Linked DNA regions of Homo sapiens: region 2 is linked to region 1. The links are chromatin contacts, found by Hi-C in ENCODE. All regions are on one chromosome and are shown on one strand. The core of a region is the stretch at or near the end of the contact, and the rest is flanking DNA. Distances in the headings are between cores, read along the strand shown.

Region 1 (3,757 bases), core at 780-3,279:
CTTTGTCTTCACATTCATCTGGATCTGACAAGTAACAAGGACATGAGCTGGAAAGCTCTTGGAGTGGGAGGAGGAGACTGCCTTCAGGGATAGGCGCCAAGGTATTTTAATTAGCGATCTCCTCCAAACATAACTCTCAGGAGCAAGCAAAAATAATCTCTGATTCTACATCCTGGAGTACAAGCTTTGCAAAACTTGAGATTTTAATTCTGAAAAATGACAAGTTTCAAGTGGGCCAGAAGGAAACAACAGGGAAAAGGAGCAAATGCTGATGATTATTCTGACGTTGAGTTAAGAACCCGGACATTCATTTCTTTAAGGGGCTCTTTCTGGCTTTACAATCATGTTGCTACACTGGATTTATTTAAACCAGTTGAATGACATGAACATGCATCAGATCCATTTTTATTATGGTCCCCTTTCAGATTAATTTGAGCAAGCTAGCTTGGAAAAGGTCAATGTGGTGGAAAAGGATGAGAAATTTATATTTAGAGAAACTTGAAAAGTAGGAAGGTGTTTCAGGTAGAGGGAGAGCAAATCTCCTGGTAACAAATAGCTGCATACCTGGGGCTGCACCATAAAAGGTGCAGGCTGAAGGGCAAGGGTGAAGCTTGTAGGTGTGAGATGTGGCTGGGAGGTGGGAGTGGGGTCTTAGGGGGCTGGGGTCTTAGCTCCTTGTCATGTCACATGACTAGGTCGCATCTGTCTAGGTACTGGGCTAAATAGACTGAGGTGCTTGGAGCTAGATGTCACATCTGGGGAATCTTAGGTCCTGTCCAACTGCCTTGAGAGTGGAGGAGGTGCCAAAATCTCCATCACACATTCTCCACATGGCTCCCTGGTGGGCTGAGGCACCAGATGGGTAGGTCTGCTCCAGCTATGAGTGGTGTTAAGCAACAGAGTGATGTGACCAGCCAGGCCTTTGTTTCAGTGAGATCAGTGACTGCAATGAAAGTGGATTTCCAGTCAAAAGACTAGGTGGGAGTCCCCTGAGATAGTCCAGGTGAGAGATGATAAACCCCAAGACCACGAGGTAGGAAGTAAAAAGGGGAGAAGTTTGTGACAGATTGGATGGTGGATAGGCCAGTCTCTGGCTTGAGTAACTGGGTGGCGATGATGGTGCCAATTTCCCACAGAAGGAACACTGACAAGGGAATATATCTACAAGAATTTCTACTGTCAATCAAAGTGTTTTCTGCTAAGCTGTATTTGCTTTAATTCAACAGACATTCTGAACATTAGGTTTAAGACATGGTCCTTCCGCAGACAGTCACGGTGCAGGATGAATGGCTTGTGGTACGAACCAGAGGGCCATACCACTGGCCGTGGGAGCCTCAGGAAGCCCCATTTGAGGTTTTCTGTTTGGGAGAGTGTCAAGAGTGCCAGAGAAAGTGACTACTGAGATGAGTCTTGGTAGAGGACTAAGTAGCCTTTACCTTTGCAAAGATGTGTGTGTGTGTCTATGTGTGTGTGTGTGCATGTGTGTGTGTGTGTGTGTGTGTGTGTGTGAATTTTCAGGAGTGGAGTAGTCTGGGCATTTAAAGAACAGGTAACTAAGTAGATAAGGAGAGAGACAAACAGGCAGTGTGGGTGTGCAGGGAACAACAGGCTTTGGGTTCTGCTGAGGTGTAACAGATTCACAGAACTTTTTTGAGCTGTGACAATGCAACTTACACACCCTGGGAGGCTTTTTCAGGCTTCCCTTGGTTTCTAGTGGGATCCACACAAGTAGGGCTTGAGGCATTTTGTTATAAGACACCTTGCCTCCTGCACCAGGCTGTGTTTGTGTTTCCTTCATCTGTCTTTTGAGCATCTAGAGAGGGAAGGGAAGGAAGAGGCTGCTAACAAGAGCGTTCTTTCTGACCTTCAGTCTTCCACTGCATGAAGACAGGCATTGGTTGCTTTAACAGAACTGTTCCAAGGTAAATACATTTCACCACTGCTTTTGTTGACTTGCTTGACTGTAGGCTGATGGATAGAGGAGGCTTAGAGTCTAAACAGCTGGTCCTGCTAGTGTCGCCAGCTCGGGTGACACCTATGAGTAAAACGCCAGGAAACACAGCTTGCCCGGAGTTCTGTTGGAACAATTCTGTCATGTTCTAGCCACTTTGTGTCATAACCTAGCTTAGGCCTTAAAAACTTACATAAGCTACTTCTCTGCTTCTTCCAACGGGAACTTGGCTAACTAAGTTATTCCCCTGAGAAGTTTCTTCAGCTGTGAAATTTGGGGCTTAAGGAAATGTTTGTAGTGATGAAAAAGATTCACCTTGGCTCCAAGAGCGTAAATACCATTTATTATATTGTCATTTTCACCACGTTCCTATATGTAAGTTAAAGAATCAGATCCTGAACAGCTCCTTCTGGCTCCAGTGGTTAGGGGGGCACTGGGGAGGAGAAGGAGGCAGCAGACTGGCTGGGTTCCCTCCATGCCAGCAGGCTGCCTTGTGACAACGTGAGCCTGCAATGCGTTCCGGTCTGACCCCTTGTGGGCACTTCCGTGAAGAAGGTGGTTCAAAGGGCCCTCTCTACTCGGTATGAATTCCCATTTTGCTCTTGAAGACAGTCAGGCCAGGGGGATTCTGTCTTCCTAAACTTATTTGCTCACTTCACTATTTCTGAGAACAAACAGGCAGTCAGAAGAAAATGAAAGCTGGAAGGAGAAGAGAAGATTCAGGTTTATCCACAGCATCTACCATTCCAGACACACCCCAGGAACCTTAGAGGGAACACAGGACAACTGGCTTGATCGCACTGAAAAGCATTCTCCATTCTGTTTTATGGGGTGATGCTTGAGGAATATCTGCTTTCATAGTCAAAGCAATGCAGCCTAAGCAATGTCATTTCCATGATGATCCACACACTGTCCTGATCCTGTGATTTTCTGAGATGTATTTGAAAGAATTTTTCTGATGATCTGTGAACATGCAAAGACACCCGACTCCACCAGGCCCTGGCAGGAGAATTTAGACCCCAAACCAGGGTTGACTTGCCTGTTGAGAGCACAGTAACTCAGAGCAGGATTGCCTCACCCTTTCTTTGCTTTGTCATGGAGGTTCAGGCCATAGAATGGTTGGGTTGCTTTGGTTAAAGAAAATAAAGATGGCAGCTAGAAAAGCCTCCCGGTGGAACCAGAACGTCCAGCTGAGCTGGGAGGTGTTTGCTGTGCCTGGACTGCTCCGGAGGGTCAGAGTGGATTCATCAGTTTCTCCCTCTTCTTTGGGAAAGGTCAGCAAAGAAGAGAAGGCATTTTCCATACAAATGAAATTATTTCCAAATCTGTTATTTATTTCCTTTGGTTTTAAGTAGGGGGAAAAACTGTAAAAATGTCAAAGAACAATATGGTGCACATTTTAATTTTTTATCATAAAAATCTTGGTAAAATAATTGTTTTCAAAAATTTTGGAAATCTTGTTTTATTGGATTCAAATTCTATCTAATTTCACTTAATAATTGTAAATTATTTTTACAAGCTACTTTTTTTATAAGTAGGTTTCCAGTGCATATATTCTGAATGCGATTTTGCAAAGCAAAATTTGTTTTTCTTGAAATCGGTTCCATGACTTATTGTTCATATCATTAGGCCAATTTGACTGTTTTGTGAGAGCGAGTGTATTGAAATGTTTGCCTAAATAATGTGTATGAATATTATCAACCCCACATCACTTAACATGTGTTATCTTTATAGCAGTAATGCTTGCAACTTCATTTGTTTCTTGCATCGTTCATTTGTTAGGCTCCGAGCCTAAGTACACAACTC
Region 2 (3,757 bases), core at 570-3,069, 40 kb after region 1:
TAAGTCAGTGAATCCCGAGGGAAGCAAAAGGCAGGGGTGGAAGCATGGTAAGGAGGTGTAAACACCCTTTTGTAAGCCCCATGGAGGGGTATAGGCTTCAACAGGGAGCAGTTTAAGATACTTTGGAGATTGACTGTTTGGGGTTAAGTGTTGGCTCCACTACTTATACTCATGTGGTTTTAGATGCTTTTCTTAATCTCTCTGTGCTCTGGTTTCTGTAAAATAGTAATAAGTATCCTATTTAGTTATTTTGAGGACTAAATAGATAATTCCAGCCCTCCATATCCCTGGGTTTCTCATTTGTAAATTCAACCAACTGTGGGCCAAAAATATATGGAAAAAAATGGAACGTGTACTCAACATGTACAGACATTTTTCTTGTCATTATTCTCTAAGCAATGTAGTATTCAGCACTATTTACATAGCATTTGCAGTATATTAGGTATTATAAGTAGCCTAGAGATAATTTAAAGGATGTGGGAAGATGTATGTAGGTTACATGCAAATAGTACACCATTTTATATAAGGGACTTGAGAATTTTGGTAACTGAAGGGGCTCCTGGAACCAATTTCCCATAGATACAGAAAAATGACTGCATATGTAAAAGACTTAGCAGTGAGCCTTTTATAAATGGTTGCATTAGTATTAATAAAGAAGTAAATAACACCTATAAATAGTTACCCAGGGTTTCCCGGATTACAGCTGCTATGGTCTGAATGTTTAAGTGCTCCCAGAATTTATATGTTGAAACCTAGTCACCAGTGCTATAATATTAAGAAATGGGGCTTTGGGAGGTGATTGGGAATGGCATTAATAGCACAGGAACAGAAAACCAAACATGTTCTCATTTGTAAGTGGGAGCTGAACAATGAGAACACATGGACACAGGGAGGGGAACAACACATACTGGGGCCTGTCATGGGGAGGGGAGGAGGGAGGAACAGCATTAGGAAAAATAGCTAATGCATGCTGGGCTTAATATTTTGGTGATGGGTCTATAGGTGTAGCAAACCACCATGGCACATGTTTACCTATGTAACAAACCTGCACATTCTGAACATGGACCTCGGAACTTAAAAAAAGAAGATAAAAGGCTTGAGCGAGCCTGTTTGCCCCTTCCACCATGCGAGGACACATACAAGGCACCATCTATGAGGAACGAGCTCCCAACGAGCTCCCAACAGATGCTGATTTTGCTGGTGTCTCGATCTTGGACAACCTCCAGAATTGTGAGCAATAAGTTTCTGTTGTTTATAAATTACTTAGTCTAAGGTATTTTGCTATGGAAATATGAAGGGACTAAGACAATAGCATATAAGAATGCTATCCTGATTTCTGGACTTCAAATTACTTATAACATATTTGGCACTCTCAGCCAGATACAGGCCATATTTAGGCAACACTGAATGAGGAAAGTTACTTACTTGCCCACTCCCTTCTGGAGAGTGGGACGCAATTATCAATTGTGTTGAAATTCTCCTAGATATTATATGAGGTGTCTTTAACTTGAGACTTGCATTAGTCAGGTTTTGATACAATGATTCTGCATAACAAAGAATCCCCAAATAGCAACACATACTTGTTTCTCATTCACAGGTCTATGAGTCAGCTATGACTCTGTGGTGCTTTGCTGGCCTCAGCTGGACTTGGCTTCAGGCTGTAGGTTGGGTTCATATCTGATCAATGGGGCTCTCATTCTGAGACTCAGGCTGAAGGCCACCTGAATTCTACTCTTCTCACAGTGAATGAGAAGCTCATAAGAGTACATGAGGACAGTAGGAAACTTGCCATGTGTCTTAAAGCCTCACCTTGGAACATGCTGTCTCCTCCATCTATGTTCTATTGCTCAAAGCAAGTTATATGGCCAAGTCCAATGCCAGTGGGATGGAAAGTACACTCTGTTCACAGGACAGTCACAGCAGTGGCAAAGCGGGAAGGAGGAATCATGGACAAATAATAAATACTATTTATATACTACAAGGATCTATAAAAATAACAAAAGAATGAGCTGAGAAGGACTGAACTCACATTATGGCACAGACTTAGAACAGTTTAGCAAACAATAAACTGCAATTGCATCGTGTTTGTGTATTCTAAACTCACAACCCAAACCCCTTCAAAATCTAGTCAGACAAAACCAGCAAATTATCCGTAAAGATGCATGTGCACATGTACCCAGAGGACTTATGGTGCAAAGCGCATACCCAGCATTAACCATGACACCCTTCTAGTCTTGCTTACAAAACCCCTCTCACCAAGGCTCTGGAGAAACCCTAGCCAGAAAAGGCAAGAAGAAAAGGCCTGGGTCAGTTCCCAGCTCACTTATAAACCTTCCTGATCCAGACAGTGCTTGGATCAGAGCTGATCTGCCCCTGATGAGGAATTTTTAAGTCTCTCTCTGCTATTGTTTTCAGTTGAGCGCAATCATCAACTGAACACCTTTTATGCTGGTCCTTTCTGTCATTTTTGGCTACTGCACACATATATACATATTCAGGGATGTCAAGTGGGGAATTTCTCTTTCAAATGTTCAATACATAAATAATTACATAAAACAGTGAATGAGTATCTGCAAAAGAACCTGCTGTGGAAGCCAAGGGACTACAGGTGGGAGACAAATGAATTCTGACTAGCACTTTCAGATGATTTCCTCACACTCAGCAGTCCTTTATCTGTGATTACTTCCTGTGTCCTGCTATCACTTTCCTGCTCCTCCCCTACTTTTTTATCTGCCCCAAAGCTAGAGTTTGAAATTGTCTAATAATTTCATTCACTTATACTTACATTACTATTTACCATCTAAATGAGTTAATTGGCTCCACTTGGAACACTGACATTCTCTTTCAGTTCCCTTTTTTTTTTTTTTTTCTGGGCAAAATCATTTGCTAGCTTTATCCTTATGGGTTGAAAAGGCACATATTCCACCCTGGGAGGAGGCCATTTCCTGTTCATGGAACCTGCCCGTCCTGAGTGTTCACTGGAGAGGCGGTGGACTCACCCCCTTCTCAGTTCAAGGACATACTCGGGCTACTTCTTTTCCAGCTGGTAGATACACAGGAAGATACTGCATCTCATGGACTAATGGACTTTCAAGTCAGCTTGGGGGGGTCACATCTGTTTTATGCAAGCAGACAAGGTGAATTATTGAACTAACAGCTTTCTCAGGTATGGGCTCTGCAGTGTGATTAATTATGTATAATGTGCACTCAGGCAAAAAATGAGGTGTTTAAAGGCTGCTGGAGTCATTCCACCTTCAAACAAGGAAGAGCAAGCTGAAGACTTTTGTAGTGTCTTACACTCACCCATGGTGGCTGAATTGATAAGAGAAGCATCAGACTTGTCAGGGAGAAATAATGTGGTCTCCTCTGTTTTGGAGTAGTGTTTGTCCTCTCCAGATCCCTTTGTAATTTTTGTCTGACTTTCTTTTGCCTGGCATATAGTGCATGGCACAATACAATAGCAGGGATAATAACAGCTACCATAGCATTGAGTGTGTTAGGTGTATAACTCGGTGTATTATTTTTTATTTATTTATTTATTTATTTTATTATTATACTTTAAGTTTTAGGGTACATGTGCACATTGTGCAGGTTAGTTACATACGTATACATGTGCCATGCTGGTGTGCTGCACCCACTAACTCGTCATCTAGCATTAGGTATATCTCCCAATGCTATCCCTCCCCCCGCCCCCCACCCCACAACAGTCCCCAGAGTGTGATGTTCCCCTTCCTGTGTCCATGTGATCTCATTGTTC

Evidence for each region. Hi-C counts contacts between places; a loop is a spot of excess contacts on that map. Pooled maps may share reads with other maps.
Region 2: a loop to region 1 is called in a map of gastrocnemius medialis, with 2.3 times the contacts of the local background. The contact joins two enhancer-like sites. A Hi-C loop is called at or near these places in 1 of 168 maps with a recorded cell type or tissue (gastrocnemius medialis) and 1 of 50 pooled maps.

The regions. Positions count from the first base shown.
Region 1 is chr7:34,156,487-34,160,243 of GRCh38, forward strand. No RefSeq gene overlaps it. Among named protein-coding and RNA genes, the nearest start is that of BMPER, 250 kb to the left of the region's middle. Within about 2 kb of position 2,030, at least 5 of the 41 ENCODE cell types and tissues checked have a DNase peak (open chromatin) inside an H3K27ac peak, as active enhancers do; they include gastrocnemius medialis, where a contact is called at or near this core.
Region 2 is chr7:34,196,697-34,200,453 of GRCh38, forward strand. No RefSeq gene overlaps it. Among named protein-coding and RNA genes, the nearest start is that of BMPER, 290 kb to the left of the region's middle. Within about 2 kb of position 1,820, at least 2 of the 41 ENCODE cell types and tissues checked have a DNase peak (open chromatin) inside an H3K27ac peak, as active enhancers do; they include gastrocnemius medialis, where a contact is called at or near this core.